Regions from separate parts of the Homo sapiens genome. Here regions 2 and 3 are each linked to region 1. The links are chromatin loops, found by intact Hi-C in ENCODE. Cell type or tissue: mammary epithelial cell. All regions are shown on one strand. Region 1 holds the start of UQCR11 (ubiquinol-cytochrome c reductase, complex III subunit XI). Region 2 overlaps ONECUT3 (one cut homeobox 3). Region 3 has its middle 21 kb from the start of PLK5.

Region 1 (8,000 bases):
TTTTGTATTTTTAGTAGAGACAGGGTTTCACCTTGTTGGCCAGGCTCTTCTCGAACTCCTGACCTCAAGGGATCCACCCACCTCAGCCTCTCAAGGTTCTGGGATTACACGCGTGAGCCACTGCGCCCAGCCCTGGGTTATTAATCACCAGAGAAGCCTGCTCATAAATATGCCCAGTGGGCCGGCCTCCGCCTCCCCTATCATCCTGGTCACCCCATGTAGGACCCTGTGGATTTGGACAGTGTGGGAAGAGCCCACAAAACCTGATTTCCACTAGCCACTGAGGAAGGACGTACAGACCATGACCACACTGACCAACGACCTCGTCGCCACGACAACCCCTTCCTCAAAGCAAGCCCCAGCAGGGCCTAGAAGGGGTGTGGACTGCAGGGTCCCCAGCTGGTGAACTGTGGCCCTCTCAGTCCTAAGTCTGAGACTCTGAGACACAACCCCACAGTGCCTCCTGGGGATGAGACCCGCTCCCTAGCCTCCCAAAGCCACTGCCTGGTGGCACAGCCCTGCACGGCCCCTCGCACGCACGTGTCTGCACCCCTTCCTCTCCCGCTTCGTTATTTTAGGTCAGCCCCACACCACAGGTCTCGTTTCTTTACCTTTCCTTGCCCACCAACCAGAATGTCCGCCCACAAGGGTTCGGTCTATTGGCGCGTCCCTAACACATAGTAGGTGCTCAATAAATGTTGGGCTGGGCGCAGTGGCTCATGCCTGTAATCCCAGAACTTTGGGAGGCCGAGGCAGGTGGATCACGAGGTCAGAAGATCGTGACCATCCTGGCTAACACGGTGAAACCCCATCTCCACTAAAAAATACAAAAAAAATTAGCCGGGCGTGGTGGCGGGCGCCTGTAGTCCCAGCTACTTATGGGAGGCTGAGGCAGGAGAATGGCGTGAACCCGGGAGGCGGAGCTTGCAGTGAGCCGAGATTGCGCCACTGCACTCCAGCCGGGGCGACAGAGCAAGACTCCGTCTCTAAATAAATAAATGAATAAATAAATAAATAAATGCTTGCTGTTGGATGAAAGCACGGATGACGGGTGGTCCCCGCTGTGACTGAACACAGAAGAAGCAGACCTGCTGCACCCGGGAGGGGCTGCACTGGCTACCATGGGCCACTGGGTTCTCAGCTAGGAGCAGGCTTCCTCATCCCAGGCCTGAGTTACCCACGCTGTAAAACGCCACCGGCACCATCACATTCCACTTGAAGGTCCCAGTCAGCTCCACCGTGCAGACCCTGTCCCCGACCTGTCCCCCAGTCTGGGATAGAGGAAGTATGTTCTGGCTTCCGGAGACACTGCCAATCATAAGCCTTTGCTTTTTTCTTTTTTAGAAACGGAGTTTCGCTCTTGTTGCCCAGGCTGGAATGCAATGGCACAATCTCAGCTCACCACAACCTCCACCTCCCGGGTTTGAGCGATTCTCCTGCCTCAGCCTCCCAAGTAGCTGGGATTACAGGCACGCGCCACCATACTTGGCTAATTTTGTATTTTCAGTAGAGACGGGGTTTCTCCATGTTGGTCAGGTTGGTCTCAAACTCCTGACCTCGGGTGATTCGCCCGCCTTGGCCTCCCAAAGTGTTGGGATTACAGGCGTGAGTCACTGCGCCCAGCAGCTCTAAATTTTTTTGTAGAGATAAGGTCTTGCTGTGTTGCCCAGGCTGGTCTCAAATTCCCAGGCTCAAACGATCCTCCCACCTTAGCCTCCCCAGTAGCTGGGACTACAGACAGGTGCCACCATGCCCTGATAATTTTTTGTTTTGTAGAGATGGGGTTTCATTGTGTTGTCCAGGATGGTCTTGAACTCCCAGGCTCAAGTGATTCTCCTGCCTGGGCCTCCCAAAGCACTGGGATCACAGGCCGGAGCCACTGCACCCGGCTAAGACCTTGCTGCTTTTTTTTTCTTTTCTCTTTTTGGGACACAGTCTCATTCTGTCACCCAGGCTGGAGTGCAATGGCGCAATCTCAGCTCACTGCAACCTCCTCCTCCCGGGTTCAAGCGATTCTCCTTCCTCAGCCTCCCGAGTAGCTGGGATTAGAGGCACCCGCCACCACGCCTGGCTAATTTTTGCATTTTTAGTAGAGACGCGGGTTTCACCACGTTGGCCAGGCTGGTCTCGAACTCCTGACCTCAGGTGATCCACCTGCCTCGGCCTCACAAAGCGCTGGGATCACAGGCGGGAGCCACCGCACCCAGCCAGGCCTTGCTTCTTAGCACCCCACGTGGAAACACCAGACAACCCTACGGAGGCCACCCCCAGCCCGGCTTCTATGGGGGCCACCCCTATGCCGTCCCGCTGCCCACGTGGGCTCAGGCGCAGCTGAAGCTTTCACGCTCCTTGTTAAAAATCATAAAAACCAAAATAGTGGCAAAGGCCGAAGATGCCGCGAGTGCTGGGCTGGGGATCGGGACTCGGCACCTTCTGGGCGCTTCCGTCCAGGGGGTCACCATTCGGATCCCCCGGTAGAGATGGGGAAACTGAGGCTTGGAGCGGCCTAGCCGCGGAGCCGGGCATGCTGGGGTTTGGCCTTGGGTCCGTCACGTCCCGTTCACGCCGGGACGCGCCGCTCCGCCTCTCGGCCTCAGTTTCCCCCTCTGTCACCGGGAACAACAAGGGACCTGGGCCCGGCCCGGCCCGGCCCCCGGAAACGCGCACAAATACGGAACGCAGCGGCGCGGGGCTGGGCCGAGGCGGGAGCGCGGATGGGGCCGCGGGTCGGCGTCCTCACCAGTTCTTGACCAGCTCCCGGTAGCGTGGGCCCAGGAACCGGGTCACCATCGCGGCGGAGTCGCACCCTCAGGATGACCCTGTCCAGCTGACCCGGCTACACTGCGCAGGCGCGGCCGCGGCGCGCACGCGCGCGGGGAGGGCGGGGGGGGGGGGAGGAAAAAAAAACATCATCCGCCACTGTGCGCGCAGACCCGGAAGCCACTTACAGTAACTTCCGGCGAGGGTTGGACGACCGCGGAGAAGTGGTCCGGAGTGGGCGGCGTTAGGGCGGTGCTTTCTGGCCACGTGGTCTGGCGGCCGATTGTGCTTCTGGGCTCCGCGGGGCTACCTGCCAGTGATTTTGTGCGCCTAGTATGTGCCAGAACGTTATTTACAATGAAGGAAACTGAGGTCCAGCGGGGAAGGGTCTTGCTCAGAGTCACACAGAGGGGAAGAGCTGGGATTGGAGCCCACTTTTGGAGGCGTCAGGCGTTGTTCCTGATTCGCTGTAGGACTTTGGTCGAGCGGCAGTGCTTCCCTGAGCCTCAGCGTTGCCCGTTGCTTGGAGGCCCTGTCGGAAATCTCTTTGCAGGATTCCGTTTGCGAGCCTGGGTTATTCCTCATTCCGGCAGCAGAGGGTGGCCTGGCTCCTTGCTCGGTGAACGTCTCTGGATGCTCTTAGCTGATGACAGGCAGGTCTTTCTGCCTCCTGCTTTCCACCGCACCAGGCTCGCTTGGGCTCGCCTTTCTCCAGTCCCTGCTTCCTCTGCTCTCCCACAACCCGGCGCAGCACCGTACATGCTCACTCAGCTCCCAGCTTCCAGCCTCCCCCCTGCACACCGGGCCGGTGTGGGCAGAAGGAAGAGGGGCATATTCCCAGACACCGCCATTGCACTTTTGTGCCTTTTCCCCCATATTCAAGAGTTGCCTCCCTCAGGAAGCCCTCCTGGACTGCCTGACCCACAGGCACCTTTACAGCATGAACGGAAAGGCCATAGCCTAGACGGGGCACTGGGCGTGATTTGTCTCTCGGGCGCCAGCGTCACTTGCAGGCCTCGTGATAAGGAATGGACACCGTGGGTTCTTCTGCCCAGCCTGGCCTGTCCTCCTGGGGTCAGCCCCTCAGTACACCCCAAGCCTGCAGCTCTCTGGGGACTGCGGGTGCTAACCCATCCCTATCCCTGGTTAAGGACTCAGGGTGGGAGCCGGAAATAGGTTTTGGACACCACAGTCTGGGCACTGTTTTTCTTTCTTTTTTTTTTTGAGACGGAGTCTCGCTCTGTGGCCCAGGCTGGAGTGCAATGACACGATCTCGGCTCACTGCAACCTCCGCTTCCCGGGTTCAAGCTTCTCCTGCCTCAGCCTCCCAAGTAGCTGGGACTACAGGCGTGAGCCACCACACCTGGCTAGTTTTTGTATTTTTAGTAGAGATGGGGTTTGGCCATGTTGGCCAGGCTTGTCTTGAATTCCTGACCTCAAGTGATCCGCCTCCCAAAATGCTGGGATTACAGGTGTAAGCCACCGGGCCCGGCCCTGGGCATTGTTTGTAGAACTTTCCAGTTGGCTTGGGGTTTTTGAGCTTGGGATCAGAGAGCACCTGAATAAGACTCTTCCCATTGGTGGAAACTTAAAAAAGTGGGATGCAGGGGCTGACACAGAGACTATTAAGAGAAAGGACAGGAACACAAGGGCTGCTGGAATGTCAGCCCAGAGTTTCCAGATGCCACAATGTAAGAGTTCACCAGTGGCCGGGCACGGTGGCTCACGCCTATAATCCCAGCACTTTGGGAGGTTGAGGCGGGCAGATCACCTGAGACTGGGAGTTCGAGACCAGCGTGACCAACATGGAGAAACCCCATCTCTACTAAAAATACAAAATTAACCGGACATGGTGACGGATGCCTGTAATTCCAGCTACTCGGGAGGCTGAGGCAGGAAAATTGCTTGAAAACCCGGGAGGCAGAGGTTGCGGTGAGCCGAGATCACGCCATTGCACTGCAGCCTGGGCAACAAGAGTGAAACTCCGTCTCAAAACAAACAGACAAAAAAAAGAGTTCATCAGAGACAGTGACATAAACAAGAGCTGAGAGATGGAGAGAGATTTGTAATGACACCTGGATCCAGCTGTGCCTGAAGCCATTCAACATGACATAGAACTTCCTTTTTGTTTCTTGAGCCGGTTTTTGTTATTTTGTTGGACCATCTGGATGTCCCCTCCACCCTTTTTTTTTGAAACGGAGTCTTGCTGTCGCCCAGGCTGCAGGCTGGAGTGTAGTGGTATGATCTTGGCTCACTGCAAGCTCCGCCTCCCAGGTTCACGCCATTCTCCTGCCTCAGCCTACCGAGTAGCTGGGACTACAGGTGCCCGCCACCACGCCTGGCTAATTTTTTGTATTTTTAGTAGAGATGGGGTTTCACCGTTAGCCAGGATGGTCTCGATCTCCTGACCTCGTGATCCGCCCGCCTTGGCCTCCCAAAGTGCTGGGATTACAGGCATGAGCCACTGCACCTGGCCCACCCTTTTTTTTTGACAGGTTCTGGCTCTGTTGCCCAGGCTGGAGTGCAGTGGTGCAATCACAGTTCACTGCCACCTCAAGCGATCCTCCCACCTGAACCTCCTAAGTAGCTGGGACTACAAGTGTGTGTCACCAGGTACAACCAATTTAATTTTGATTTTTTGAGACAGTCTCGCTCTGTCGCCCAGGCTAGAGTGCAGTGGTGCAATCTCAGCTCACTGCAATCCCTGCCTCCTGGGTTCAAGCTATTCTCCTGCCTCAGCCTCCCAAATAGCTGGGATTACAGGCTTGCGCCACCATGCCCGGCTAATTTTTGTATTTTTAGTAGAGATGGGATTTCGCCATGTTGGCCAGGCCGGTCTCGAACTCCTGACCTCAAGTGATCCACCCGCCACAGCCTCCCAAAGTGCTGGGATGACAGGCGTTAGCCACCGCGCCCGGCCAATGTATATTTTAAAAGTTGTTTTCCAGCATGAATTTAGAGGCCAGCTGGGTAGAGTGGTGGACAGGGCTCCCTCAGCACCTTCTGTCAACTCCTGGCCACTCTCTTTCCCTTAAAAATTATAGACATGGGGTCTCACTATGTTGCCCAGGCTGGACTGGAACTCCTGGCCTCAGGCGATCCTCCCGCCTCAGCCACCTGAAGTGCTGGGATTACAGATATGAGTCACTGTGCTGAGCCTTCTCCTCCCTAAGGCACTTGTGTGCCAAAGGGCTCTCTCCTGGGGGCCACCCCCCGTCAAGTGGCCAGGAAGGCACTCCTTCCACCCCAACCCTGTAGGGGAGCAGGGCAGTCCAGCTGTGTCCTCGCAGAGATGCAGCGGCCAAGTCCCTGGGCACAGCAGCAGATGCCTGCCAGTGGGCACTTTGGGATGAGCAGCGCCCCCACAGGTCCTGCCACACCCCTTCCCCCCGAGAGCTCTGTCCGTGGGTTCCGTGGGCATCCGGTTGTGGAGGAAGTCACAGATGCCGCACTAAGGAGTGTGGGGTTGACGCTGCCAGCAACGGAGCCGTGGAAGGTTTCAGAGGAGCAGTGACAGACTCAGACTTCGAGCCGACTTCGGAGCAGGAAGGGGCAGGGAAGTGGGTTCCAACAGCCCGGGGGGGGGACGTTGGGAGATGGGGAGCCCTCCCAGATGGGGGCTGGGAGGACCGCAGGTCCTGGATGGTTCCTACGCGCCCAAGTGCAGCCCCCAGGGAGCTGCTTTTCCCCGGGAGCCAATCCTGCTTCCAGGTGGCCTGGAGCCCTGAGTACACATGCAGGTTCCCAGCCGCCCTGGGAGCCATGGGCTCCTCAGAGTGAGGAGTCGCTTCGAGGAAGCCCAGTGCACAGGGTGGACCACGGTCCTTGCTGCACCCGAGGTGAACGTCAGGGCCCCCCCCCACTTCCCTTCCTAAACATGTGACACCAGAAAGAACCCGGGGACTGCAGGGCATCGTTATAAAATGTCACGTTTATTGCTACAGTGCTGTTATATACAGGACAGGTCTCTGAATCCACCTGAAAGAGGGTCGTTTTAAAGTCCCAATCATCCAGCCAGCTGTGTTGACACGTATACAATTATTTTCTTTAAAAAAATTTTTTTGAAAACCATCTTGAGGCACTCAGATCACACCCCCCACCCCCCATAATTGTGGTTCCCAGGAACTGCTGTTTCTTCCTCCTCGCGCTGGGTGAATCTCGTTTGAATTCTATGCAGAACGCACAGTTCCAGAGGCTATGGGGCCACTGCCCACCCAGACCTAGGGGCAGGGCCAGGAGCAAAACAAGAGGGAGAGGCAAGTTCCCTTAAGAGATCAAACTCCCAGGGCGTAGGGGAAGCCACCGAGAAGGGAGAGGCAGCCGGACAGCCCCTCCCCTCCGCCTGGCCTGGACTGGGGGCAGATACCAGGCATTGAGCTGGCCTTGAGGTTTCCCTTGCATCTACCATGGGGCCCAGGCTCCCAAGCCAGTCTGGGGAGGGGAGTCAGGCAGTCCAGGATCTCCTGGGGGTAACGGTGGGAGTCTCAGGAGTGGCACGGGGGGAGACGCCCGACCTGCAGCGGGGATGAACACAGCCAGCCCAGGGGTCCACAAGGCCTCAATGCAGGGAGGGGCATGAAGGGCACATGAAGGCCCCCAGCTAGCCAGGCCCACACCTGGGTGCCACAGTGACCACTGCCCTAGTTCGTGTGGAACTGGATGGGATCCCAGGGTAGGAGACTTGCAGTTTTAAACCCAAGACAGTCCCCAGCCAGCTGGGAAGAGCTGGTTACCCTCATGGCAAAAGACCAGAAAAGGAGACCTGGAGAGAGGCCTGGGTGCTGGGACATGGGACACAGATGGGCCCGAGGGGACACCCTGCTGGTTCTGCAGCAGGGTCGGACGCACAGCCCAAGGCCTTCGTGGGGCTCAGACCAGCACAGTCCCCCGGCTCCAGCCACTCTTGCCCTTGGACCACACAGAGGGAGGGCAGCAGGTGTGGCCCCAGGCCCAGGGATGCTCCCCAGCATTGGGGGAGGCTGGCCAGGCCCCTGGCATCCTGTCTACGTCACGATGGCCCTCTGGTGTAATGGGGACATGGTGGGGTGGGGTGGGGGGTGTCCTGTGCTGGCTCCTGAGCAGCATCCTCTCAGCCAGAGTTCAGAGCATGAGCCTGGGTCCCTGGGGCAAAGGAGTGAAGGACAGGGTGTCCAGGAGGTCCCCAGCACCGGGCTCCAGGGTGTGGTCCCCATGCCAGGGGTCACTGGTCCCAACAAAATGCCCCATTTCAGAGAGCTGTG
Region 2 (8,000 bases), 160 kb after region 1:
GATTCTTCCCCCCGGCTCAGATCCGTGAAGCGCGCATCCTGGTCATTTTTGCCGGCCGCCTAGTACTCTCTGACTCGGCGGTGGTTTCAGGTTTTCCTGAACCACTTCCCCGCCCCGCTGACATTTAGGCTGTTTCCAATCGTTCGCGGTCACCATAGCGGCTGCAATGAATACGTCCGGGGCGGATCATTTTACGAGTGTGAGTTTATCTGTGGATTAATTTCCCAATAATTGAAACGCTGGGTCAGCCTCCCCAGCCCCTTTCTGGGTGGCCGCTTCAGCCGCTTCTTATCACTGATTCCTTTCCTGTCATCTTTTTCAAATCCATTTCCCACTGCAGGCGCTGTGTCTCCGTAACATTTTTTTTAAAAATCAACGCCTTGTGCGTGCGTGTGTTTGCCCACTGGCTTTGCTCCTGTTTGAGGGTGCCTGAATGGGGTGGGTCTCTGTAGCTGAATGTCCGAGGGTGAGAGGTGCCCCCTGACACCCCCATGCCCCCACCCCATGGCGGCCCAGCCTCCAGATGGAGCCACGAGGGAGGGACAGCCCGAGAGTCCAAGTGGAAATGCGTTTCCCGGTTAAGTCTTTGAAGGCTCAGAACTAATTTGAAAATGCAGTCATTAAAATCCCATCAGGGGAGGCTGGCGGGGAAAGCTGGAGGGAGAGGGGTGGGGACAAGAGGGAGGCTGGGCGCCTGCTGAGGCCAAGGTGGGCTCCGCGTGAGATGTGGGCAGGGCAGGCATGGGGAGGGTAAGCCACCCAGAGTGGAGGGGTAGTGGGAACAGAGTGGGGCCAGATGAGGGGCTGGGGAGGCCTCTGGGGGTCCACGCCTGGGGCATGACTCAGCCCCATCTCCTTGGAGAAGGTTCCACTGCCTCCCACCCATGGGAATCAATTTTCCAGCTCCCCGAGGGGTGCAGGGTGTAGACAGAGGGTGTAGGTATGTGACCCGGGCCCCCCACAGTAACTGGACATGTGACCTTGGGCAAGTCACCCACTGACTCGAGTCTGGAGAGGCCACGGGGGGGGGATGCGCAGGGGGGACAAGACACCAGCATGGGGGTGGGGGGCATCAGTACAACCCACATCTGGGGCAGGGCAGCTGGTGGCGGGGACAGGACGCGTCGCCAAGGAAACCGGTCATCATCCCAGCCGGAGACCGGGCTCCATATTGAATTGTCTGCTCCCTGAAGCCAGAGGTGGCTGAGGGAGGGGATCTCCAGCTCCAGGACACAGGGAGGACGGGCACACAGCGGGGTAGACTCACGTGGCTTGGTGGTTTGGGGCACTGTACAGACTGTCGGGCACAGAGGGACATGGGATGGTCACTTGAATCGCCCATTGCTGCATCCTGGGGCGTCTTCTTCTCCCTTGGGCATTGCCCAGCTGGTCTCCATCTCCTCTAGTTGCTCTTTGATCTCCTCCCTGGACCTTGGGGACCCCCCAGGAGCCTCCACATCCCTCCCGTCCTGGTGCCACCCTGGCTTGTGTCTCTCCTGCCGTGCCGCCCCCAGCACTGCTGGCGTCCACTGGGATTCAGGGACCTTCCCTCCAGCTGTCCCGAAGCCTGGGCCTGGTCTTCTGGTCCATCCTCCCTCCCAGCCAGCAGTGTATCCACTCGAAGGCCTCAGAGAGCCCAGTGGAGCCCGCGCCTCCCCTCCAGTACCCACCCAAAGGCGTCCTCTCTCCCCCTTTCCTGGACTCAGAGCGGAGCTGGCCTCCTCATTGGGGAACAGAGTCCCAGGCAGCCGCCGCTTCACGCTGTCCTGTGACTGTGAGTGGAGGCCAGCTCCTGGAGCTGCCTCTCTCTGGCCTCACGCAGCAGCTGCTCCCTGAATGGTGAATGGATGAGTCGGTTGCAGGTCCGTGCTTCGGCGTTCATTCCTTCGTGACTCTCGGGACTGCGGCCCGGTGGGGACACAGGGCTCTGGGTCACTGCGTCCACTTGATAAACCAGGAACCTGATGTCCAGAGAGGCCAGGGTGCGCGTTCAAGGCCACTCGGCCCGCAGAGCCCACCCGCGTCCCCATGGCTGCAGTGGTGAGGGGAGCAGGGGGAGGCAGAGAGGAGCCCACCCTGGGGCTGGGCGGACATGGATGCGTAACCCACACCGCAGGCTTCTGCGGGGTGACACCCAGACTCACCCCAAGACCCTGCACACCCTACAGCTCTCACGTCTCACGTCCACACCGCGAGCCAGCTGCATCCCACACAGGGATGTCACACCAAGATCCGTTGCCTCATCCACCGCCCGTCCAAGGCCCCACAAGCTGATGCCGGTTTTCCCGCCCAGAACTGGAACAGCTTTCCTAACGGTCACAGGTTTCTTAGCTTCTCACTTGGGTGGGGTTTGGATGTGCAAGGCTGCCGACCCCCATCGTGGTTGAGCGCCCGTGCAGGCGCCACCCACCCACCCACAGCACCTCGCTCAGACTTCGCCCTCCACCCCGCCGGGACATTTGGGAAGCCTCAGGCAGCCCCACGCGGGCACACCCGATGGTGGACGGAGGCTGGCACCCTCAGCCCGCACGCGGCCAACGTCAGGCGCGCGCAGAGGCACCCACGGGCCCGCCTTCAGGGGCGAGGCGGATGCTGCATCCTGAAGCCCTCCCTGTTACAAGCCCAGCCCCTCCAAAGGCCTCTGGATGAAGGGGAGGATGAAGGGGGAGAGAAGGAGGAGGAGGGGGAGAGGGAAGGAAGGGAAGTGAGGGAAGGAAGGGGAAGAGGGGAGGGAGGTAAAGAGAGGGAGGGAAGGAAAGGGAGGAAAAGAAAAGAGCAGAGAGGGGAGAGGGAGGGAGGGTGAGTGGAAAAGGAGGGGTGAGGAGGAGGAGAGGGGATGGTCCCCTCTTGGAGGGTGATGGGGGTTGACAGGTGGGCCCCAGCTTGGGTTGCAGCAATGACTGAATTCAGGGCCCCTACTCAGCTACTGGCTTCCTGCTGAGGGCACTCGGGGAGCCCCACTGTCCCACCCGGCGCTCCAGGGCAGTGGCTACTGGTCTTCCGCAGCAGGGTCTTGCAGGCTGGGCTGAGACCCCCCCCCCATGCTCCACCACCCTCGTGTAGGACAACCCAGGAACATGTTAGTCACTGCACACTCACTCAGCCACTGCTATACCTCCGCTCTGTGCTGGGCCACAGAAAGATCTCAGGCCCCACGAGGCTAAAAGGAGGAACAGTGGCCCCTGGGAGTCCCAGAGGAGGGGCCCCGGGCTCCGCTGCGGGGGGAGGGAGGGACTTCCTGGGGAGAGGCCATTGCTCCTGGGCGTTGAGGAATGTGTAGGAGTTCTCTGGCTGGAGTGACCCAACTTTCTACTCTTGGCCCCAGTTTCTCCATTTCTCCCCTCTCCAGGAAGATCCTGAGAGAAAACCTGAGGCTCAAGGCCTTCCTTGAGGGAGGGGGAAACTTCGTGGTTGGAAGGCAAGTGTCGCCCAGAGCCCAGCTCCTCTCAGGGACCCCCAGATGGGAGCTGGGAGCCTCTTGTTAGCCCTGCCGTATTCATTCAGGACTTTTCTGGCTAGACCCTTCCCCACAGCCCAACCATGATCAAGACCATCTTACAGTTGGGGAAACTGAGGCTAAGATGGTCCAACACCAGGCAGGGCCCAAGAGGGCAGCAGGTCAGACCACCCTCTTGGGCCCCGGGGTGGTTGGCTGTCCCCAGCAACTTTTAGAAAGGCAGGAAGTGGGATAGAGCTGGTGTGTGTGGGCCAAATCCCAAGGGGTCTGCAGGAAACGCCTTCATCCGGAACTTGAGGGTCTCCCCCCAGTCCAGCCCCCTTTCCCCCGCATGAGACACAGCCTACAGCCCCCGCCCTTTCCTGGGTTGGGGCGGGGACGGCTGCCCTCTGCTGGACACAGCGGGAACAGCAGGGATAACTGAGCGAAGGGGCGGCCACATCCCCGGGACCTCCCCGCCCAGAGATTTCCTGATCCCACCTGCCCAGAAAAGAAAACGACCCTTGTTGATGCTGGGGGCGGCGGCGCAGGCCCAGGACGGTGCCCTGGGGCGGGAGGCTGGATGCTACAGTAAAGCCACCATGACTGCGTTTGCCGGGCTCCCTGTGCATGGGCTCAGATGTGGGCATGGGGTCTCCGTCTCTTCTAGTTGATCTCTGATCTCCTCCCAGGGCCCCGGGGACCCCCAGGAACCAGCCCCAGATCCTCCTCATCCTTAGATTCCAAAAAGACTGATAACCGTTGGGGAGATGGGATGGGTGGTGTACCTGGAGTCCTCAGATCAGAGCCTCTCGGGGGTGATTGCTCCTGGAATCAGGGCCTCAGTCCCCAGGGTCCTGGAGGAGGTGCAGGGCTGGCTGCATGGAGTGGGCATCCTGTCAGGACCCAAACCCTCACTCAATGGGGCCCCTGGACAGAGCAGGTGAATTGTTGTAAAAAGAAGGGGTGTGGCAGGGGTGACAGGGAGAGTTGTGGGATTAGACAAGGGGTGTTGGGGTAGCCTCGCAGGGAAGGAGATACCTGAGCAGAGACTAGAAGGAGCTGAGGGGGGCGGGAGGGGACTTGGGGAAGAGCAACCAGGCAGAGAGAACCGTCGTGCAAAGGAGCTGAGTGAGTGAGGCCAGCGGGGGAGGCCAGACAGAGAGGCGGCTGGTGGTGGATGGGGAGAGGGAAGCGGCTGGAAGAGCTCAGGAGCCCAGGAAGGACTGGCCTGCACCGGGACATGCCTGAAGGGGGCGCACTGTCTTTACAAAGGAAGGGACTGAGGCCTCCAAGGGAATGGGACTCGCCTGGGGTCCCAGAGCAAGCTTGACAGCCTGGCCCCGCCCCACTCCTCCGCCAGCTTGGTGGCCAAGGTCTGTGTTGGGGGCCACTCTCTATCCCCCCGACTACAGGTCGGGAGCTGCTGGTGATGGAACCAGGGGCTGAGTATGCAGTGCTGGCCACATACTAGGAGAATCCCAGGATGGGGTTCAGCAGTGTTGATGAGGATAATGAAGGAAATCAGGGGGAGGTGAAGAAAACAGAGGAAGGGGGTGAGTAAAAGAAAGGTCATGGAGGAGGTGTGGGGAGGTGGAAGGTGGAGGTGATGGAGGTGGTGATGGGGGTGGAAGGTGGAGACGATGGAGGAGGTGGCGGAGGTAGAGGTGGAGGTGGTGGAGGTGGAGGTGGTGGAGGTGGAGGTGGTGGAGGTGAAGGTGGAGGAGGTAGAGGTAGAGGTGCTGGAGGTGGAGGTAATGGAGGTGGAAGTGGAGGTGGAGGTGATGGTGGAGGTGGTGGAGGTGGAAGTGGAGGTGGAGGTGACGGTGGAGGTGGTGGAGTTGCTGGAGGTGGAGGTGGTGGAAGTGGAGGTGGAGGTGATGGAGGAGGAGATGCTGGAGGTGGAGGTGATGGAGATGGAGGTGGAGGTCGTGGCGGTGGAGGTGGTGAAGGAAGAGGTGCTGGAGGTGGAGGTGATGGAGGTGGAGGTGGTGAAGGAAGAGGTGATGAAGGAGGAGGTGGAGGTGCTGGAGGTGGTGGAGGAGGAGGAGGTGCTGGAGTTGGAGGTGATATGGAGGGTGTGATGGGATAGCACTGACATTGGTGGTGCAGGAGTGATGGTGGAGGAGAGGACGGAGGTGGAGACCTCATTGGAGGCTGGTGGAGGTCGCGTGGCAGAGGTGGCAATGGTGGGCCCTGGCAGCATGAGGCTGGTGGTTGGTACCAGGGCCAAGTCCAGGGCTTCACCCCCGTCCCCACTCTGAACCCCATCAGTCCTTCTCTCCAAGTCTCAGTTTTCACTTCTGCACAAGGGGTCCATAACCACCATGGCCTCTGGGTTGGCACAGGGGTGGCCTTTAGGATTGGTGTGGGGGTGAACCTGATGTTGGGTGGGGTGCTGGCGGGGGTCAGGTGGCGGTGGTGATGGGTAGGGGATGCACAGAGGGGGCATCCAGGCGGCCCCCCTACTCCAACTCACACCTCTGTCAGCGGCTGTGGGGGATGGGAGCAATGACAAAGCTGCTCGCGGTAAACAGCTCCGACTGGATCGATCTGGGCTGTGAGGAGCTGTAATTAGATTGAACGCCGGGAAGGGGGGCAGCAGAGCCTCTTTTTGCTGCAATCGACAAAACGGGAAGTTTTTTCAGACTCTGCCTGGCCCGGCCCCTCCCCCAGCCTCTGCCTCTGGGGTCCCCATTAGGCACCAGATTGGAGCCTGGGAGGTGGGGTGGGAAAGGGACGATATGCATCCTACCTCCCTCCCCCATCTAGGCCAGTGGACTCTGTTTTCTGGGCTGCCCTATTGGGACTGGCTGGGCAAGCCTGAGGGGTGGCTCACATTCTCTGAGTAAATAAGGAGAAAACCCCCTGCCTTGTAGAATTATTGTAAGGATTGAGGCTGGGTACTGTGATTCATGCCTGTAACCCCAGCACTTTGGGAAGCTGAAGCTAGAGGATTGCTTGAACCCAGGAGTTAGAGACCAGCCTGGACAACATAGTGAGACCACATTTCTACAAACAAACAAAAAACATATATATATGTTTGTGGGGGTTTTTTGTTTTTTGTTTTTTAATTAGCCAGATGTGGTGATGTGCACCCGTGGTCCCACCTACTTGGGAGGCTGAGGTGGAAGGATTGCTTGAGCCCAGGAGTTCAAGGATGCAGTGAGTCATGATTGCACCACTGCACTCCAGCCTGGGCGACACAGCAAGACCCTGTCTCAAAACAAAACAAGAATTATTGTTAAGAATTGAGTGACCAGATACATATAAAGCTCTTGACACAAAGCTCTTGTGAGCTTTCTGAGGAGCATTTGTATTTCTGTCCCTACTGTAAATGTAGGATAAATTTGTGAGTAAATTGCTAAGTGAATGAATAAATGAGTGAGTGAATGAATTAAACATTACAACAGGTGAGCGAGAAGGGCCTCCCTTGGAATTTCAAGGCCCCGGTTGAGTTTTGACTCAGCTTTCCCTTTGAAAGAATGGAGGACTGGGTCCTCTCCTGTAATCCTCATAGGGTGGCCGAGTGCCAAAGAGGTGAGAGGTCAATTCAGTTTTTTGCATTTCCTTCCATGTTTCTTTATGCAGATAAAATATAAACATAGGTTCTTGTCTCTCCTTTCACACATAAAAGGCTCCCTGGTACACTGTTCACCCTTCAGGATTTCCTTTGCCATCTTTCCAGATTCATACCCATACTCTCCCTCTCTGTCAGTCTCTCAATATAATTACAAATACAGTCTGTTGCCTAAATTAACATTTAGTAATTAACATTATTACGCTTTTGGAAAACATTGTCCACAGCTGAGCCATGTAGAGTACTAGGACTGCATTTCCTTTCCTGTACAACTCTTTGGTTTTCCAGGAGTTGATAGCTGCCAAACAAAAATTCTTCCCACGCTCCCCAACAAAATTTAAAACCAACTCAATAGGACTTTCCACACATATTAGGTCATCTCTGATCTGGGTGGGGCTGCCCTCCATACCCTGGGTCCTTTTGTCTAGCTGTCTTCCAGGGTCCCCCTCATCCTGATTTGGAGGACCCCTTTTCTCTTTCAGCTAGGTTGGATCACATTTTCTGAATCCCACACCATCCTTTTTTTATTTACCTCCTCGTTTGAATGGAACACATCCTCCAGTAGCTTTCTGAGAAAGGGTATGTGGGAAGTTAAGTTTTGGAGTCCTTGAACATCCGATTATATCTTTATTGCACCTTCATGTTTGGTCTTTTGTTATTTAGCAATTCTAGCTGAAAATAACTTTTCCTTGGAACTTTGAAAGCCTTGCTCTGTTGTCTGCTAGTTTTTGCACACCCAAAGCTGCTTGGATTCTTGATCCTTTGCATGACATCTGGCTTTCCTCTAGGCGCTTTTTAGGATTTTCTCTTTATTCTTGGTGCTCTGAAATTTCACAACAACGAGGCTTGAGTGTCTTTTTCATTCAATGAGCTGAGGACTTGATGTCCCACCCCCATTTTTTTAGAGCTGGGGTCTCGCTCTGTCATCCAGGCTGGAGTGCAGTATCATGATCATAACTCACTGCAGCCTTGACCTTCTGGGCT
Region 3 (8,000 bases), 61 kb before region 1:
CTCCTGCCTCCCGAGTAGCTGGGATTACAGGCATGCACCACCATGCCTGGCTAATTTTTGTATTTTTAGTAGAGACGGGGTTTCACCATGTTGGCCAGGCTGGTCTCGAACTCCTCACCTCAGGTGATCTGCCCGACTCTGCCCCTCAAAGCGCTGGGATTACAGGTGTGAGCCACCGCGCTCGGCCTCTTCTCTTTTTTTATAGAGAGAAGGAGTGTCGCTCCGTCACCTAGGCTGGACTCAAACTCCTGGTCTCAAGCAACTCCCCCGTCTCAGCCTCCCAAAGCACTGGGATTACTGTGAGCCACCGTACCTGGCCCAGACACCAAATGTGAAGGTAACTTGTGACCCGGCAATAGCTAACTAATACACAACCCAAAACATGCAAGAAACAGCTTCATTTCTGCCCGGAACATTTGTTTCCAGGGAGAAAAAGACAAAACATCTTCAGAGTGTTTAACTGGGTGTCTTGCAAAATGACCTACCTAGAGTATTTATTTCCATCTGCTTGTGGGCGTCAAGAACAGCAACAATCTGTGCCGTCTCCCACGCCCCGAGCCCACAATGGTGGTTTATTAAAAATAAACCAACCACAGAATATATTAATTTTCTAACCTCCCGGGCCAATTCTTATTTCTAGGTATAAGAACTTCCAGAGATGGCAAAGCACCCACACCGCCCTCGTGCTAAAGTTTCTGGAATCTTCCTTAGACGGGTGAACTGTGTGCTGCCAGAAATAAAATTAATAGCCTCACTTTTTTGGGTGCTTACAAGGGTTGGAACTTCAAGAAATGGTCATGAATTCACTCCAGCCCTGGCTCAAAGATTTTTTTTTCTTTCTTCCCTTCTTCTTCCTTCTTCTCCCTACTCCCTTCTCTTCCTCTTTCTCCTCCTCCTTCCTTCTCCTTCTTTTTCTTTTTGGAAACCACTGATTTAACCCTGAGAGAGGGAAAACTTGTCCTGGCAAGAATTTCCAAAGCTCAGTTTTATTTTTTAAGACAAAGTCTCGCTCTTGTCACTCAGGCTGGAGTGCAGTGGCGTGCTCTCGGCTCACTGCAGCTTCCGACTCCCTGGTTCAGGAGATTTTTCTCGTGCCTCAGGATCCCAAGTAGCTGGTACTACAGGCGTCATCATGCCCGGATAAATTTTCTACTTTTAGTAGAGACGGGGTTTCACCATGTTGGCCAGGCTGGTCTCGAACTCCCGACCTCAGGGGATCCACCCGCCTCGGCCTCCCAAAGTGCTGGTATTACAGGCGTGAGCCCCAGCGCCCGGCCCCAAAGTTCCGTTTTACCCTTTTTCCCACGCTGAGGCTACAGCTGAACCCAGCCTCCAGACCACCTCCTCATTGGTCTATGGGAGCACGTGACATCATGCGTCCTCCAATCACCAGCAAGCAAGCAAGGCGTGGGCGGGACCAAGGGCGGCTACCTCTGGGGCCAGCAGGATTGGCTGTTGCCCGTGGTAACTGTGTGTGACGTCATAAAGCTTCCTTGCACCTTGGCAAGGCCCCGGGAGCAGGGACCTTTTCTCTCCCACTATACAGATGGGGACACTGAGGCGCTGGTTCTCAATCTATGAAAAAATGGGGTGCTGGTAGGTAGGTCAACCTGGGTCCCACGGGGAGTTTTCAAACTCCTGATGACTCCAGAGAATTACGCTGAGTGAAAAAAGCCTGTCCCGGCCGGGCGCGGTGGCCCACGCCTGTAATCCCCGCACTTAAGGAGGTCGAGGCAGCCGGGTCACAAGGTCAAGAGATCGAGACCAGCCTGGCCAACATGGTGAAACCCCATCTCTACTAAAAATACAAAAATTAGCCGGGCGTGGTGGCGGGCGCCTGTAGTCCCAGCTACTCGGGGAGCTGAGGGAGGAGAATCACTTTCACCACGGAGGCGGAGGTTGCAGTGAGCCTAGATCACGCCACTGCACTCCAGCCTGGGTGACAGAGTGAGACTCCGTCTCGGGAAAAAAAAAAAAAAAAAAAAATTAGCCGGGCATAGTGGGGTGTGCCTGTGGTCCCAGCTACTCAGTTGGCTGAGGTGGGAGGATCACCTGAGCCCAGGAGTTCCAGACCACCCTGGGGAACATAGTGAGACCCCATCTCTATAAAAAATTAGAAAATTAAGGCCAGGCGCGGTGGCTCACGCCTATAATCCCAGCACTTTGGGAGGCCGAGGCGGGCGGATCAGGAGGTCAGGAGATCGAGACCATCCTGGCTAACACGGTGAAACCCTGTCTCTACTAAAAATACAAAAAATTAGCCGGGCGTGGTGGCGGGTGCCTGTCGTCCCAGCTACTCGGGAGGCTGAGGCAGGAGAATGGCGTGAACCCGGGGAGACGGAGCTTGCAGTGAGCCGAGATGGCGCCACCGCACCCCAGCCTGGGCGACAGAGCAAGACTACGTCTCAAAATAAATAAATAAATAAATAAATAAATAAGCCAAGGATGATGATGCACACCTGTAGTCCTAGCTGCTTGGGCGACTGAGGCAGGAGGATGCCTTGAACCCAGGAGTTCATGTAGGTTGCAGTGAGCTGTAGTTGCACCACTGGAGTCCAGCCTGGGCAACAGAGCAAGACCCTGTGTAAAGAACAAAAAAAGTTTATGTAACATTTTAGAAATGGAATTAGGGTTAGGGATGAGGGTGCGGGGAGGGTGCACAAACAGCAAGAGATCCTGATGGTGATGGAAATGCTCCATGTCATGATGGTGGATACACGAATCTACCCAGGCCAGCAAATTATAGGAGACTAAAGACATCTCACACACTCACACACACGATCACAAGTTAAACTGAGGAATCCTGAGTAAGATTGATGGATTGTATCCATGTGAAATCTTACTTATATGTTTTTTAGAGATGGAGTGTCCTTAATGCACCCCAGGCTGGAGTGCAATTTTGTGATCTCAGCTCACTGCAGCCTCTGGGGTTCAAGCGATTCTCCTGCCTCAGCCTCCGGAGTAGCTGGGATTACAGGCGCCCACCACCACGCCCGACTAATTTTTGTATTTTTAGTAGAGATGGGGTTCCACTATGTTGGCCAGGCTGCTGTCGAACTCCTGACCTCGTGATTCACCTGCCTTGGACTCTCAAAGTGCTGTGATTACAGGCGTGAGCCACCACACCCGTTTTTGTTTTGTTTTGTTTTGTTTTGTTTTTGTTTTGAGATGGAGTCTCACTCTGTTGCCCAGGCGAGAGTGCAGTGGTGTGTTCTAGGCTCAGTGCAACCACCGCCTCCCAGGTTCAAACGAGTCTCCTGCCTCAGCCTCCCGAGTAGCTGGGACTACAGGTGCCCGCCACCACGCCCGGCTAATTTTTTGTTGTTGTTGTATTTTTGGTAAAGAGGAGGTTCCCCATGTTGGCCAGCCTGGTCTCGCACTCCTGACCTCAGGTGATCCACCTGCCTTGGCCTCCCAAAATGCTGGGATTACAGGCATGAGCCACAGCACTCGGCCCTTCCCTCCTTTCTTTCTGAGACAGGGTCTTGTTCCGTCACCCAGACTGGAGTGCAGTAGCAGGATCACAGCTCAATGCAACCTAGAAGAATTCCTGTCGTCCTGTGCTCATGAGATCCTCCCTCCTCTTGCAACTGCATATGAATTGACAATTATTTCAATAAAATTTTCAATTAAAAAATTATGAGGGCTGGGTGCGGTGGCTCACTCCTGTAACCCCAGCACTTTGGGAGGCCGAGGCGGGCGAATCACGAGGTCAGGAGTTCGAGACCATCCTGGCTAACACGGTGAAACCCTGTCTCTACTAAAAATACAAAAACTAGCCGGGCGTGGTGGCGGGCGCCTGTAGTCCCAGCTACTCGGGAGGCTGAGGCAGGAGAATGGCGTGAACCTGGGAGGCGGAGCTTGCAGTGAGCCGATATCACGCCACTGCACTCCAGCCTGGGTGACAGAGCGAGACTCCATCTCAAAAAAAAAAAAAAAAAAAAAATTATGGTCCAGGAGCGGTGGCTCACGCCTGTAATCCCAGCACTTTGGGAGGTCAAGACGGGCAGATCACCTGAGGTCAGGAGTTCGAGACCAGCCTGGCCAACATGGTGAAACCCCGTCTCTACTAAAAATACAAAAATTAGCCGGCCATGGTGGCAGGTGCCTGTAATCCCAGCTACTTTGGAGGCTGAGGCAGGAGAATCGCTTGAACCCGTGAGGCAGAGGTTGCACTGAGCTGAGATCGCACCACTGCACTCTAGCCTAGGTGACAGAGCAAGCCTCTGTCTCAAAAAATAAAAAGAGAAAAAAAGAAAAAAGCCAAGAAAGTGGAGTCTTTTCTGCCCTTGAAAGGGTAGTGGTAAAACTCTCTGGGTGGTGTGGGGTGTCCAGGTATCTCTCTGTCGCCCCTAACACTGGGCGAGACTGGATCTGTTTTGCATAAAGGAAGAACACATTTCTGTGTCCCCTGCCAGTCATCCATGCAATCATCAATTTCGTTGTTGTTGTTGTTGTTTGAGATGGACCTTCCCTCTTGTCGCCCAGGCTGGAGTGTAGTAGCATGATCTCGGCCCACTGCAACCTTCACCTCCCGGGTTCAAGCGAGTCTCCTACCTCAGCCTCCCGAATAGCTGGGATTACAGGTGTGCGCCACCACACCCGGCTAATTTTTGTATTTTTAGTAGAGACGGGGTTTCACCATGTTGGCCAGGCTGGTCTCGAACTCCCGACCTCAGGTGATCCGCCCGCCTCGGCCTCCCAAAGTGCTGGGATTACAGGTGTGAGCCACTGCGCCCGGCCAATCAGCAAATATTTAATGAGCCCCCACTGCGTACTAGCGCTGAACTACTGGGCGAGGGTCGGCCAGCGGCAGGAAAACGGGGAAACAGGTGCGCCCGTTTGTGCGCGGGGGAAGCTCGCAGCCACGAGCGAAGGGACCTGTGTCTCCACTTTGGACAAATCTCCCGGGAATTTCCCGGGGGTTCAGAGCTCCGATGTCGGGGCGGGGAGGGGCAGGGTGTCATGTGCGGCGCTGGCCACACGGTGGCGACAGAGAACGTGCCGTTCTGGTCCAGCCTGGCGGCTGTGGGGTCGAAATGGGGAAGGAGTTGGGGTCGCGATGGAGTCGGGGAGGCAGTGGGGTAGGAGCGAGGGCCCCCTTTTTTTTGGAGACAGAGTTTCTCGTTGCTCAGGCTGGAGTGCAATGGCGTGATCTCAGCTCACCTCAACCTCCTGGGTTCAAGCGACTCTCCTGCCTCAGCCTCCAGAGTAGCTAGGATTACAGACATGCACCACCACATCCGGCTAATTTTTGTATTTTTAGTAGAGACGGCTTCGCCATGTTAGGCAGGTCTCGAACTTAGGACTTCATGTGATCCATCTACCTCGGCCTCCCAAAGCGCTGGGATGACAGGCGTGAGCCACCACGCCCAGCCGAGACAGCCTACCCACTGTGGGCTTTGGCAATAAGGCGCTCAATCAATTATAATAAACACCTATGGAATTAATTCCCGTCTGTGTTCCCCAAACCGTCCTCCCCAACCCCCACCGCCGCCCAGTAATTCAGGGACCACAAGAATGGAGGTCTCTGGCTTATAACTCTCACTGAGAAGCCTGATGCAGGAGCTCACACCTGTAATCCCGGCACTTCAGTAGGCCAAGGCAGGAGGATACTACTGAGCCTCGGTAATGTATTGTTTTTTATTTTTTTTATTTTATCATATATATATTTATTATACTCTAAGTTCTAGGGTACATGTGCATTCTCAGCAAACTATTTTTTCTTTTATTTTTATTTATTTATCTTTTTATTTTTGAGACGGAGTCTCTCTCTGCCGCCCAGGCTGGAGTGCAGTGGCGCGATCTCGGCTCACTGCAAGCTCCGCCTCCCGGGTTCACGCCATTCTCCTGCCTCAGCCTCCCGAGTAGCTGGGACTACAGGCGCCCGCCACCACGCCCAGCTAATTTTTTGTTTTAGTAGAGATGGGGTTTCACCGTCTCGAACTCCTGGCCTCATTGATCCTCCCACCTCGGCCTCTGAAAGTGCTGGGATTCTAGGCGGGAGCCACCGCGCCCCGCCAAGGCTGGGTAATTTATAAACAAAGGAGGTTCCTGGACTCACAGTTCTGCATGGCTGGGGAGGCCTCAGCAAACTTACAATCACGGTGCAGGGGGAAACAAGCGTGTCTTACCTGACTCAGGCGAAAAGAGAGGAAGGAAGAGCAGGGAAAACTGCCTTATAAAACCATCAGATCTCGTGAGATCTCACTCACTATCAGAGAGCAGCACGAGGGAACCGCCCCCATGATCCAATCACCTCCCACCTGCTCCCTCTCTCCACACGTGGGGACCATGGAGATTACAACCGAGATGAGATTTGGGTGGGGACCCAGAGCCAAACCTCCTCAGGACCTCTGTCCCCCCTCCTCTCCTCCCACTGCCTCTGGGCACGCTGGCACCCCTGCCTCCTCTTCCCTGGTTGGTCTTTGGTGAGATGTGTGTCCATTGGTCCCAGAACCTGGCGTTGCCCAGGCTGGAGTGCAGTGGGGCGATCTCGGCTCACTGCAAGCTCCGCCTCCCCGGTTCATGCCAGTCTCCTGACTCAGCCTCCCGAGTAGCTGGGACTACAGGCGCCCGCCACCACGCCCGGCTAATTTTTTGAATTTTTTAGTAGAGACGGGGTTTCGCCGTGTTAGCCAGGATGGTCTCGATCGCCTGACCTCGTGATCTGCCCGCCTTGGCCTCCCAAAGTGCTGGGATTACAGGCGTGAGCCACCACACCCGGCCCAAGACCCTGACTCTTAAAAAATAAGGCCAGGCCAGGTGGCTCACACCTATAATCACAGCATTTTGGGAGGCCAAGGCAAGTGGATCGTTTGAGCTCAGGAGTTGGAGACCAGTCTGGGAAACATGGTGAGACCTCGTCTCTATTAAAAACACAAAAAATTAGCCAGGCACAGTGGCACATGCCTGTAATTCCAGCTACTCAGGAGGCTGAAGCAGGAGAATCGCTGGAACCCAAGAGGTGGAGGTTGCAGTGAGCTGAGACTGTGCCACTGCACTCCAGCCTGGGTGACAGAGCAAGACTCTGTCTCAAGAAAAAAAAAAAAAAAAAAAAAAAAAAGGCCAGTCTCAGTGGCTCACGCCTGTGATCCCAGCACTTTGGGAGGCTGAGGTGGGTGGATCACCTGAGGTCAGGAGTTCGAAACTAGCCTGGCCAACATGGTAAAACCCCGTCTCTACTAAAAATACAAAAACTAGCCGGGCGTGGTGGCAGGTGCCTGTAATCCCAGCTACTCAGGAGGCTGAGGCAGGAGAATCGCTTTAGCCCCGGGAGGTGGAGGTTGCAGTGAGCCGTGATCAAGCCAGTGCACTCCAACCTGGGTGACAGAGCAATAACCTGTCTCAAATAAATAAATAAATAAATAAATAAATAAAATTCAAGCTTAGTAGAATAAAAAATTCAGCTTCCCAGTTGTCCTCGCATTTCAGGTGACAAATCATGCACAGCTGGTGGCTTTGTATCACACAGTGCAGATTTAGACCATTCCCATAATCGTTTTCATCATTGTAGAAAGTTCTATTGAACAACGCTGGGCTAGAACATTCTAGAAGATTCTAGAAAGCTCCAACACAGGAGCCAGCAGCCACCTGAGGGTAATTACATTTAAATTTAGACTTAAATTCTGTTGGCTGGTGAAGTCCAGCACATGCTGGTTTGGTTTTTTTTTTTTTAGGGGTGAGGTAGTTAGACTGCAGCAAAAACAGGGGCTCCCATCACAGTTCTGTGCAGGGGGTGAGTGAGACTGAAGAAACCAAAGACCATATCCCAATTCACTTTCTGAAATCATCTCCCGTTATTTTCACCTGTTCTCTGATTACTCTTTGTTCCCTGCGTGTGCCCTGTCATCCCACCTCCACACCTTTGCCATACTGTCTCCCTTTGACCCCCACATCCAACCAGCCCTGTCTAGCCTTCTGCAGCATCCCCAAGCAGAATTCACTGGGCAGAATTAATCTCTCTCTCCTCTGAACTCCTGATTCACCCATCCATCCAC

The links. Hi-C counts contacts between places; a loop is a spot of excess contacts. Peaks named below come from ENCODE experiments on the same cell type or tissue, not always from the same donor. Only the 100,000 strongest peaks of a DNase experiment are listed, where the experiment ranks them.
Region 2: a loop joins it to region 1, with 5 times the contacts of the local background. A loop is called at or near these places in 17 of 110 quality-filtered maps.
Region 3: it touches region 1 in a loop (15-fold over the local background); 6 of 110 quality-filtered maps call a loop at or near these places.

What each region holds. Positions count from the first base shown.
Region 1 is chr19:1,602,620-1,610,619 of GRCh38, forward strand. It overlaps UQCR11 (ubiquinol-cytochrome c reductase, complex III subunit XI), which reads right to left and starts at 2,843. Exons shown (of 3, transcript NM_006830.4): 1 at 2,741-2,843. The coding sequence starts at 2,790. TCF3 (transcription factor 3) reads right to left here. Exons shown (of 19, transcript NM_003200.5): 19 at 6,673-8,000. RefSeq lists silencers at 2,594-2,663, 2,714-2,973 and enhancers at 3,034-3,343, 3,799-4,420, 5,903-5,952, 5,983-6,052. In mammary epithelial cell, a CTCF peak has its summit at 3,355 (motif pointing right); DNase peaks (open chromatin) are centred at 2,972 and 3,342; H3K4me3 peaks cover 2,313 bases; H3K27ac peaks cover 1,239 bases.
Region 2 is chr19:1,763,778-1,771,777 of GRCh38, forward strand. The region is part of intron 1 of ONECUT3 (one cut homeobox 3); the gene reads left to right. LOC101928543 (a long non-coding RNA gene) reads right to left here. Exons shown (of 5, transcript XR_007067085.1): 5 at 5,990-6,053. Among named protein-coding and RNA genes, the nearest start is that of ONECUT3, 14 kb to the left of the region's middle. RefSeq lists enhancers at 2,025-2,546, 3,841-4,535. In mammary epithelial cell, CTCF peaks have their summits at 3,848 (motif pointing left) and 4,684 (motif pointing right); no DNase peak of the experiment used is centred here; H3K27me3 peaks cover 1,058 bases.
Region 3 is chr19:1,541,386-1,549,385 of GRCh38, forward strand. No RefSeq gene overlaps it. Among named protein-coding and RNA genes, the nearest start is that of PLK5, 21 kb to the left of the region's middle. RefSeq lists a cis regulatory region at 4,762-5,162 and a silencer at 6,122-6,322. In mammary epithelial cell, a CTCF peak has its summit at 4,984 (motif pointing right); no DNase peak of the experiment used is centred here.